2 separate regions of the Homo sapiens genome follow, and region 1 is linked to region 2. Evidence: chromatin contacts called from ENCODE Hi-C or POLR2A ChIA-PET data. All regions are on one chromosome and are shown on one strand. Each heading gives the region's core, a stretch centred on a gene start or an enhancer-like site at or near the end of the contact. The rest is flanking DNA. Distances are from core to core; before and after follow the strand shown.

Region 1 (5,869 bases), core at 1,253-3,752, 61 kb before region 2:
AGTTTGGTAGAACACATCTGTGCAACCCTGGGCAGGGGAAAATAAGAACCCTGTGAGTTCTTAGTCGGAACAGATCCCTCTTACAAAACAGAGATGAATAGAAGAAAAACAAGCAGAGGCTTATTAACATGTGTGTTTCACGTATGTGTGGGAGATGCCTAGGGCATGAGTCACTCTCAACGAGGCGGCTTTGAATTCCAGCTTGTAGAGCATCTTTAACAAAGAGCGATAGATTTTCAGAGAAGTTCTGGGCAAAAAAGAAAGACTTGGAGTCTCTGTAGGCAGGAACTTGAGGAAAAGCGAATAAATGTCAGATAAAGGCTCCTTCATAAAGCTTGTTGGTGCAGATTATTCTGGAACTATCTTCAGGTGCAGGTGATGAGGGTCTGAAGCTGTCTTCAGTGGTTAACCTTTGTTCTCCCTAGTAGAGGGGGGCAGGATTCCTTCGTCTTTGTAAGCCCGTGTCCTGTGTCGAGGGGGGACCGGGAGCTCTACCTCCGTTGCTCCTCGCAGAGGCCCTCAGCCCCACAGGCCTGCTTTTCAGGAGGCGCGTTCTGGTCTCCCACACCTGTCAACCTGAGTTTTCTTGCAGGAGATTTTAAATCAATGGTTAAATGTCTTTAATGGTTGTAGAATTATTAGGTCATCTCTTCCTTCTTGAATCAATTTTTTGTCATGATCTTCTGCGAATGTATTCATTTTCCACAATTTTCTGGGAATGTATCCATTTAAAATCTTACCTGTTTTGGAAAAGATTTCAAACGGACTGGTTCCTGATATGTTTATCTTTAAACTTCTGCTTGTGTTTGATGATTCTCCTTTTCATTCCTAATACCGACTCTGTTCTCTCTCTCTCTGTTTTTGCCAGTGGCGTCTGTCACCTTCATCTTTCTAATAATCAGCCAACATTTGTCTTTGATCCACCCGATTTGCCTTTTATTTTCTATTTCCTGAGTTTCTGCTCATATTTGTATCTTTGTCCTGCTTTTATTGCTTTAGCCTCTTGTTCTTTTTGTCACTTACGTTGAAGGCTTGGCTCATTAATTTCCATTGTTTCCTTCTTTTAAATCTGTCTAATTTCTGGAGTGAGTTAGTTGCACTTTGCAATATTCCATATGTACGTGGAGAGTTTCATGTACTCATACATAATAGGCAGTGCACCCACTGTAATCTGGTTCTAAGCATTTCTCATTTCTATCATGTGTTATTCTTTAACTCACGGCTTTTAGAAGTGTATATTTTATTTTCCAAATAAATGGTAATTTTGGAAGGTTCTACTTCTTTTTTTTTTTTTTTTTTTTTTGAGATGGAGTCTGGCTCTGTCGCCCAGACTGGAGTGCAGTGGCGTGATCTCGGCTCACTGCAAGCTCCGCCTCCCAGGTTCAAGCAATTCTCCTGCCTCAGCCTCCCGAGTAGCTGGGACTACAGGTGCCCGCCAGCACACCTGGCTAATTTTTTTTTTTTTTTGTAATTTTAGTAGAGACGGGGTTTCACCGTGTAAGCCAGGATGGTCTCGATCTCCTGACATTGTGATCCACCCACCTTGGCCTCCCAAAGTGCTGGGATTACAGGCGTGAGCCACCGCGCCCAGCCCCTGAAAGCTTCTTCTTATCTCAAATTATTAAGATCAGTTGTAAGATCTCATGTTGACTGTTAGCTCGTTGCATCCTGGTCAGGAAACATTGTTGCTACAGCATGAACTGACTGAAGTCAGCTCACTCACTTCCTGTGGGATGTGCAGCTACTTTTCCCAAGTGCTGCATGTACTTTGAGAACAGGAAGGCCCCTTGGACTGCCAGGGTGCCAAGCCTGGGAGGGATGTCCATTCATTTGTCCACATAGCTAGGAAACCCTACACCACAGCTCAGTGTCTCAGTAGGGCACTGCTCGACGACTCAGAAGGATGCCAACTTCCCCGGTGCCCCAGGCAGGGAGAGTGTCTCGGCTCCAGTTGACCTAGACTCTCCTTCAAGTCTTGCCCAAGCTCTCCGACCTTCCTCGGTCTCCCTCAGGGCAGCCTGCACTTCCATATACGGAGGTTCTCATCGTTTCTTGCCTCTCTGCCTGCACTTTTTTCTGCCATCTACACCTATTAGCTGACATTTGTCTGTAAAGAAGAGCCTTCCCTTCTCCCCCACCTCTGCCTCCACATCGTGCATCCTAATTGTGGAAGTGCCGGTTCTTCCCTCACTCAGTGCCCTCTTCCGCCCTGGGCCACTGGCCTTGGTCTGGTCTTGGTCTCGGTCTTGGCACATCTGGGAGTTGTCCCAAATGTGCTGGCTATGAACTCCTCACACTGGAGCTGGCACAGGTGAAAAGTTGAAAGAGAGATACCAGCTGATGTTTACGAAGATGCGATTGAGAAATACCAGCTGATGTTTATGAAGACGCGTTTGGAACAGGGCATGTGCATGTCCTGGGGACCAGCACGGCAGCTCGGCCACCAGGACACAGGGGCACTGCCTGTTCCCTCCCTGAGTGGTCAGTGTTCTTGGGCCAGTGGCCATAGTCAGCTCGTTCTCTGTCACCAGCGTGTGGGTCACACAACATTGGGAAGCCCTGTGTACACATTTCCATGTGTCCCGTGACAGGTGGCAGCTCCTCCCAGGACACCAAGAAAGAGACCAAGGGGCTGGGCTGGGTTCACAGTCGGATGTGAGTGGCCTCCAGGCCTGCAGGACAAGGAGGCCAAGCACTTTCTGCAGCCACAGGGTGATTCCTGATGCAGGTTTCCATCCCAGCGTCACCTGTGGTGGCACCTGCAGCCCCACCCATTGGGAGCTCATCTTCTACTCCCTAGGGGGGCAATGCAGAGGGGTCTACTTCTTCCTCTGCAGTGCGAGGCGGGGTCGTCTTCTGCATTTAGAGTCCAAGCCAAAAGTCCCCTCCAGAACCAGCTCACGCAGGGGTCTCACGCCTTTCTCCACCCACCCTCAGGCCCGTCAGCCATGCATGGTCCCGCAAGGTCACTGAGCCACCCTAAGCCCTGGCCTTTTCCCTCTGTGGGAAGGGGCTCAAGGTGGGGCTCTAGGTACGGCTAAAGGTGGGGCTCAAGGTGGGGCTCAAGGTGGGCCCCTTGTCCAGCTCCTGCTCCAGCCAGGGAATGGGCTCCATGGATTCATGTCCACCAAGAACCTCAGGATGTGGCTTTATTTGGAAGTAGCCTTGCTGATGTCATGGGTTAGGGATGTTAGGGATCTCTGGATGTGGTCACCCGGACCTAGGATGGGCCCTACAAGGATAGCAGAGAACACAGAGAGGAGTCCGTGAGAAGGCATGGCTGGGGTGATGCAGGCACACGCCCAGGAACGCCAGGAGCCACCGGGAGCCGGCAGAGTCAAGGAAGGGTCCCCCCTGAGGGACAGAGGCTTCGGAGGGAGCGTGGCCCTGCTGACACCTTGACTGCAGGCACGTGGCCTCCAGCACTGTGGGAGCAAACACGTGTCTTAGCCACTCACATGCTGGCTCTGTGGCAGCAGCCCTGGGACACCGACGGGAGCCCTGAAAGGGGCACAGCCTGAGGCGCAGACGTCTTCGGCTAGGTGCTCTGTGACACCCTCAGGGCCAGAACTGTCTCAGTGCCTCCTGTACAGGTGGAGAGACTGAGGCACAGAGTTGGCAGAGGTGGCAGAGGTGGGGTTCAAACCATGCAGCCCGGGTTCCTGCCACCCAGCAACTGCCCCTCCCAAGTGCTCAGGGTCACGTCCTCTGGGCCCCAGGGGCAGGGTGGAGGCTGCAGGAGCAGGTGTGCTGGGGCTGCCAAAGGGAGGATTGCACCCACTTCCTGGGGTTTGCAGGCCTCGGCAGCGGCCTTTGCCCAGCTTCAATATCCCCGGGCCCAGAGGGCAGAGGGTGCCGGGGGGAAGCCCCTTCAGGCCTCTCCTTTCTCCCCCCTGTACCCCACAGGACCTGCTGCAGGGGAAGGGGCCAGGAGGCCAGGAGACTGGACAGCAGGAGGCTCGAGGACCACGCAGACACTGGCCTTGGGAGCACCCACCTCTCTGACCCGCTCCAGAGGGGGCTAGAGACCTGGAGGCAAAGCCCAGGGTCAGAAACCACAGATGGCTCCTAAGGCCAGGTGGGCAGCTGAACCCAGCAGGGTGAGGAGCAGGAGGTATCCCTGGGCCCCAGCACCCACCCAGTGTGGTGCCCCCAGAGCTGGCCTGGAGGAAGATGCCCCCCCTGCTAGACCTCAGGGCTGACAAGCCCCCTGCGAGGGGCTGCGGGGCCATGGGTGGGGGCTGCTTTCTCCCGGCTCCCTGGGCCCCAGGGCCCCTCTCCTCAGCCTGGAAGCCCACATGCTCCTGACTCCATGGCTGTGGTTCTTGGCCCACACTCTGGGTTCTGGAGGCTGAGGGGGCTCCGACGGGGGCACACCTGACATCTGCTAAGGAAGCAGGAGGTCCCAGGGCACAGCGGCCACATCAGCTGGAGGCACTGGGAGAGCTGCACTCCCGGGCTAAACAGAGCCAGGCATGTGCTCCACGGGGAGTGGGTGGGGCACTGCCCTCAGTGGTCTTGGCCCAGGCTGCCTCTGGCTAGCGAGGGAGTGCGCTCCTGGGTGGCCTGGCTGCACGGCCGTCCTGCATGGCCCAGCTTTTGTCTGTGTCCCTGTGCAGCCTCATAGGCCCCGCAGCCCCCTGGGATCCCATATCTGCACAGGTGGCCTCTGCTGGGAGGGAAGTGGGTGGCTCTGATTCCTCTCTGGCTCCTGTTCTCTCCTGGGGCCCCTGGAGGTGGGCGGGCGGCCTCGAAGCCTGCCTATGTGGAAGAAGCTCGGACGGCACCAGCAGGATGGTCGCAGGACTCAGGGGCCCGGGCTGCACCTGTTGTCTGGCCTGCCTGTGCTCGGGTTTCTCCCTCCCTCCTGGAGCCCCCAACCAATGGGGGAAGCAGGCAAACAGTGGGGGCCCCGCCTGGCCCAGGGAAGGCTTTATGGAAGAGGCGAGGCCTGAGACCCCAGGAAGGAGGAGCAGCCTCTGGGTCAGGGGAGGGCAGGGGCCAGAGCTGGCAGGAGGCGCAGCTGTGAGCTGGGGTCTGGGGGCCCTGACTGGAGTCTGCGGAGGGCCCTGGGATGAGTGATCAGATGCTGTGTTATCAGGAGGAAGTTTTTGGGGAGGCTGGCGGTGGGGACCCACTTGTCAGAGACGCGTGTGGAAGTGGGTGAGACTCAGGAGACCCTGGAGCAGGGATGAGGGAAGGAGGGACGAGCTGGAGAAAGGAACAACGTGGGCATCCAGGAGGGCCTCACTCCCTGTCTCCTGGGGTCCCCACGCCCACATCCCTGGCACCACCAGCTCCTCCCCAGGCTGTCGGGGACCCTGCACCATGAGTCCTGCAACTGCTCCTGTGACCGCTGCAGAGTGGGTAACAGGAGGGAGTTGATAGAAGCCCTCAACCCAAGTGCCCCCAGCTGATGAGCACCCCAGCGGCATCTCTGACCCGGGCCGGGAGCCCTGGCTTTCCAAGCACATCACAAGCTAGGCCACTGGCAGATGCAAAGGTTGGGCTGATTAATGCTTCTCCAGTGAAATGCCACAGGGGCCACCCAACATGCGGGCTCGCCTGTCTGCAGCTGTGAGCAGCTTATTGATCAGCTGGGGAGCTTGCAGAAACCCAAAGACCTCAGTGCAGACATGGAGATGGCACGTCCCTAGGGCGCCAGGCCTGGGGTCTCAGACAGCTGGTGGGGGACCCAGCGTCCCAGCCTGGACCCAGGAGACCTGAGCTGGAGCCCCTGGGGAGCTCCCCAGTCTGTGTCCATTCTGGGACCTGGGTTCCCAGGACACAGTCCAGCTGGAGACAGGGTTTGGAGGTGGGAGGAACTTTGCACCTGGTTCCCAGGACACAGCCCAGCTGAAGATGGGGT
Region 2 (5,553 bases), core at 2,588-5,087:
GAGACTGTCCTCTCTCGGGCTCCCATGGGGGCTGCGGGCTGGAGCGGGGCCAGGAGGGAGGGGGATGGACGGCTGGGAGGAGGACAGACACCCACACCTCGGTGACAGGTGACAGGCGTTGGCTTGGGCAGAGCCTCGGTGACCTGCCTAGGTTTTCTTCCCCAAAGCAGATCCCAGCTGCGTCTGCACCCAGCAGGCCCCAGAGCCTTCTCCTCCGTGGGGGGGTGGGGGTAAGTCCCCTCCTGCTGGGCTGCCAGGCCTCAGGCAGCCTCGACGCAGCTCTGCACCCAGCTCCCGGCTCCCACAGAGAGCCCTGCAGCTACAGCCGGGGCGGCAGCTTCCAGTGGGCTTCCTGGACCCCTGTCTCCCAGCCACGCCGACCGCAGCCACTATGTGGCTCCTTACAGTCCTCCCCCGGGACCCCTCAGCCCCCACTGGCCTCCGTCTCCCCATCCTGGTGCCCCTCTGCTCTCTGTGGGTCTCCATGGGTCACCCCACTGCCCCGTTCATCTCTCCGTCCTGGCGCCCTCTGCCCTCCGAGGGTCACCCCCGCCGCCCTCTCATCTCTCAGGTCTTGTCCCTGCCTGGCAGCGGGTTGAGCACTGGGCCCACTCCTGGGCCTCCCAGCTCCCTTGGGACCATCTCTCTCACCTCTCCAGCCCCTCCAGCTGTGGACACTGACCCCTGCCTGGCTATGGGGCTCTAGGGCAAGCCCCTCCGGCTCCAGGCCTTCAGCCCCCTCCCCCCAGCCACACCCAGGAAGGAAGGAAGCCCCCACTGCTCTGCCCCTTGGAGGGTCAGCGACGCCTGCCCGCACAGGGAAGCTCTCCTGCCTCCCTTCGTGGTTGGGGAACTGGCTGCCCTGGGTGAGGCCCTCAGGCCTCACCCGCCTCTCTCTGCGGAGAAAAGGCCCGTGGTAGCAGCAGGCGGGGCTGGGGCTAAAAATAACTCTGCTGGGGCAGAGGCTGGCTGGTGAGGCCGCCTCTGTAGGGTGGGGGCGGGAAGGGAGACCGGCCCTGGGACAGCCTCAGCTGGAGCCCAGGGGCGGTGGCCCCAAAGGCCAAGCAGGAGGCCCACTGACCTGACCTCCCCCCGCAGAGAAGCTGGGCAGGGAGCAGGAAGTCCATCTGGGGTCAGGGCGGTGGGGCCCCCCCAGCTGCAGCCCCCTACTTCCAGCCGGGTATTGATCGGCTTGAAGCTCCTTGGGGCACAAAGGAGCTTAACCCTCCTGAGCAGATGACGGCCACGCTCAGGCCAGGGGCAGGGCCCCATCTGCGTCGGCCTCTCCGGAGTGCACCCTTCCCATGGCTGGGGGTGGGGCTGGGGCCGGGGCCGCAGGGTGCAGGGAGCCCAGCGGGAGAGCCCAGCCCTGCCGCGGCTCCTCCCTCAGTGTCCACGGGGAGATGCCCCTGGCCACAGGCAGCCGTTGGCACCTCAGACCTGGGGCAGGAAGGGGAGGGAGCCCCCGGCCACAGGAAGCCACGGAAGGGTGAGCTGGGCACAGAGTTCCAGGGTGACACAAGGCCAGGTCTGCAGAGCAAACATCTGTTAATGCCCAGAAAACTCACCCGGGAAGAAATACGCAAAAGGCCCACAGGGTGTGAGACTGCGGGAGATTCTAATTTTCTTTTTTTTTTTTGCTTTTCTTTATTTTGCTAATTTTTTCCCCCCACCAACAGGGGTTATTTTATAATCAAAGAAACAGAAAACCCTCGCAGAAAAGGGAAGTGCTGGCTGGGGTCCTGGCCACGGTGCCGTCCAGGCAGGATTTGGAAGGGTCCTGGGCTTTGGAGTCCAGGAACCAGCTGTGGCCCCCCGGGTCTCAGCCTCCCCAGCTGTAATGCAAAGTATGCACCCCCAGTGAGGACTCCTCACCTGCTCTTGCCCCTCCCCAGCCATCCCACCACCACCCAGCAGGGCCTAGGCTGCGGGGCTTGCACTGTGAGAAGCCCAGGCAAGGAGGTGACGCAGAGGCCCTGGCCCAGCCCACACAGCCAGGCCACAGAGCTGGAGCCCAGGGCGACCTAGTCTCTGTCCCCAGAAGGCAGACCAGGACTCCAGCCCCAGGAGCCCCACACAGGCCTTGACTCCCTCTCCTGGACCACGCCAGGGTCCCCCTAGATGGCGGGCAGGGGGTTGTGGGCAGGGCCTCCGGGAGATGGGACCAGCAGAAATGGAGCCACCTGGGGGAGGATCTGCAGCAAGAGGAGGAAGATGAAGAACAAGAGGAAGAGGAAGAAGAGAAAGAAGGCTGGAGAGCAGCACCCCAGGCCACGCCACCCACTGCGTCCAGCCCAGCTCTTCCACGCCAGGCCACGACAACCCCTGCGTCTACCCCAGCGCCCATGCCAGCCCCTGCTTCCAGCTCTGTCTGGGGTGGGTTGGAAGTGTGACCCTCAGAGGTAGGGATTGGGGCTCAGGCTGGGACCAGAGAGTGACAGAAAACAGACCGTGCTCCCTGCACCTGCCACCCCGTGTCCTCCCACACGGCCTGGTCCATGTCGAACACGGTAACAGCTGGCCTCAGCAGAGGAGGGACAGCAGCAGCCCTGGTGGAGACGGGATGCTGGTGACCCTGCGGGGCTGGTGGTGCCAGCAGTGCCTTCCCTGCTCCCGGAGGAGTTGCCCTGGGCCCCCAGCACAGCGGCTACTGGGGTCACAAACGTACCCCAACCCCGAAAGCTCCTTGGAAGGCTAAAGGGCCAGAGCCCTCTCCACGACAAACCCTGGGAAGACAGCCAGGGTTGGCTCTGTTCTGAGCGAGGAAGTCTTGCCAGGTGGGGTGCTTGGGAGGCTGGACCCAGAGCAGGGGAGACCCAGAGCAAGAGAGGCCCAGGACCAGCTCCGGGCAGCCCCGCTGAGGCCCCAAGCCCCCTGCCGCACAACCCACTTTGCACCCAGGACCTCGTACTGACTAGGGTTGGCTCCCCAAGGGCCCCTCCCCCAGGAGACCCCTCCTCCAGGCCCCTCCCCCAGGAGACCCCTCCTCCAGGCCCCCCCCCAGGAGACCCCTCCTCCAGGCCCCTCCCCCAGGAGACCCCTCCTCCAGGCCCCTCCCCCAGGAGACCCCTCCTCCAGGCCCCTCCCCCAGGAGACCCCTCCTCCAGGCCCCCCACCAGGAGACCCCTCCTCCAGACTTCCTCCCCCAGGTGCCTCCTCCCCCAAGGCTCCCCGCCAGGTGCTCCTCCCTCAGGTGTTCCGCTCCCAGGTGTCCCCCTGACCCCCTCTAATAGAGGGACGAAACCCTGGTCCCAGAACAGGGCTTTCCCAGCAGGAATTCTTCCCTCAGTTTAGCCTTCCTGGGGAGCCCATGGGTGGAAGGGCGGGGATTCAGGACCTGGTCCAGCCCAGCCTGACCAGTGGGTACTGGCAGCTGGGGAACCCACCTCCCTGGGCCTCCGCTCCTCACCGGATGAAAGCCCCACCCATGCATCTCAGGGTCTCAGGATTGAAGGGCAAGGGCTGGGGCTGGGCTTGGGGAGGAGCTGCAGGCTGTGGCGTCAGTCCTGGCCTCAGGCTCAAAGGCGGGTCCCGTTGCTGTCACCTGCAGTGGCTGAGCTCTAGTTGCAGGCTGGGCAGCTGGGAGTGAATGTGCCCAGGGCTGCACGCATATTTTGTCCCAGGGGTGAGGCCTGCTCCTTCCATTGGACACACACATTTCTTGAAGCAGTGCCAAGCTTTACGAAGGCCTTCCTTCGTAAAGGGGAGCCAACCCTAGTCAGTAGGAGGTCCTGGGTGCAAAGTGGGGTGTGCGGCAGGGGGAGTCACCCCGAGCAGCAGATCAGGCAGGGGCAGCCCCTGGGCACCGGAGCTCAGAGGGATGAGATGCCCAGCCCCAAGGGCCAGGGCCCTGACTCTGCTGCACCCACGTGGGCAGGGCCGGGGAGGGAGGAGGGGAAGGGGAGCTGCTCTCATTCCTCTCAAGTCCTGGCTCTGCTCTCCTGGGCTCATGCGAGCCCCTCCCTGGATTTTCAAAGGCTTCCCAGGACTCTTGGGCCTGGAGGGCTTCAGGAGGATGAGCCCAGCCCCTCCGGGAGGAAGTGATTCTGGGTGATTTTGTTGGAGAAAAGGGCTCTGCTGCTACAAACCAGTTTGAAAACCATGCCCCTCCTCGCAAGTCAGGTCCAGAACCATAGGAAACCATGAGGGTTGTTCCCTCATGTGCCCTGGAGAGGACCCTCCAGGTGTATGCTGCTGCCCTCCCCCGACCCCTCCCCCGCCAGACGATCCTTGCTGAGGGCAGCGATGCCTTTAGAGCACAGAATGTTCTAGCAAAACCAGGAACAAGCAAAGCCACCATCGTCATCTCTGAGATCTCCCTTGGTTCTGAATGAGCAAATCAAGAAACAAGGGATGAGAGGAGTCACTCCAGGAAACAAAGAACAAAGCTCCCCGCGTGCAGAGCACTGCCTCTCCAGGAAATCCCAGCGTCCACTGGAAAGCCAGCAGGGAGGCCTGGAGATGGGGACTCAGCCCACAGCCCTCCTGGGGCTCAGGGCGGTGACCAGCGTCCCCCCACCTGGAGGCAGCGAGATGCAGCCGGTGGCGGCGTCACCCCAACCCGTACGACATGGGCCCCGCCCAGCAGTGCCCAGGGGACTCAGGCCCCGTCAGCCCCGACAGGGACACACGCATGAGTGTGAACTGTGGCCGCACAAGTCACAACTTCAACTATGACATATGTTTCTCTCTCTTTTTGTTTTTAACATTTAAACAAAGAAAGAGCAGATTAATTTTTTTCTTTTCTTTCTTTATTCTTTTTGGTCTTTAAAGTGACAAAAAAGAGGAAAAGGAACACGCTCTTACAAAACAGAGCAAGTTTCTTTTCCTTGTACTGTTGAAGCCCGGTTTCCCAGGGGCCGCCCTTGGCCTCCTCCACACAGCACTGGTCACTCGTAGCAGCATCTGCAGGCCAGGTGCCAGGTGCCCAGCGGGCCCCACGCTCTGGGATGAACTTGGAGTGGGAGACGGTGGGTGGGTCCCCCAGCTCTCAAGTGCACAGAGACCCCGCACCCAAGGGCTGGGGAAGAATCCCACACGTGCAATTGGGTTTTTCTGAAGCCTGCGGGAGACCAAGCTGAGTCTGCGAGACAGCTGCCTCCAGGACACTGCGAGGCAGGGAACAGCTGCCCACACCAGCCGCTGGGCGAGGCCGGGGCGCCAGGCCTGGTTCCTCCATGGGACCCCAGCATGCGGGCAGCAGGTGAGGCCGGGGCGGCAGGCCCAGTTCCTCCATGGAACCCCAGCGCGCGAGGCAGCAGCAGCCAGCAGCCAGCAAGTCACGAGTCCCGACTGCCTCGTGAGCCAGGGCAGCCATGCGCTGAGTGGTGGGAAGAAATACACTCAGCGGGAGGAGCCGCTGGGCTCAGGGCCATCCCCTCCCTGGACACACTGCCGGTCCCCGGGGGGCCTCACACCAGGCCGACCACCGTGCCCAGTGGGCTCTGCACGCAGCCGGCCAGAAGGCTCACAGGGTCCCCGAACAGAGATCGGAAGCTCCAGGACAGCAGGTGCGCCCTCATCGTCGGTGACCTTGGGGGAAAGCAAAAAGGG

What was found. Hi-C counts contacts between places; a loop is a spot of excess contacts on that map. ChIA-PET counts read pairs that join two places held with the same protein, here RNA polymerase II (POLR2A). Pooled maps may share reads with other maps.
Region 1: a pooled map shows a loop between it and region 2 (4-fold over the local background). The contact joins two enhancer-like sites. A Hi-C loop is called at or near these places in 1 of 50 pooled maps. POLR2A ChIA-PET finds 5 or more read pairs at or near these places in 2 of 52 experiments (Panc1 and WTC11).

The regions. Positions count from the first base shown.
Region 1 is chr10:132,476,509-132,482,377 of GRCh38, reverse strand. No RefSeq gene overlaps it. Among named protein-coding and RNA genes, the nearest start is that of LINC02870, 34 kb to the right of the region's middle. RefSeq lists enhancers at 1,407-2,006, 4,410-5,011, 5,012-5,612. Within about 2 kb of position 2,502, at least 2 of the 41 ENCODE cell types and tissues checked have a DNase peak (open chromatin) inside an H3K27ac peak, as active enhancers do.
Region 2 is chr10:132,417,040-132,422,592 of GRCh38, reverse strand. PWWP2B (PWWP domain containing 2B) reads right to left here. Exons shown (of 3, transcript NM_138499.4): 3 at 4,734-5,532. Among named protein-coding and RNA genes, the nearest start is that of PWWP2B, 23 kb to the right of the region's middle. RefSeq lists enhancers at 1-654, 2,465-3,369, 3,370-4,273 and silencers at 1,112-1,171, 1,202-1,261, 1,292-1,341. Within about 2 kb of position 3,837, at least 23 of the 41 ENCODE cell types and tissues checked have a DNase peak (open chromatin) inside an H3K27ac peak, as active enhancers do.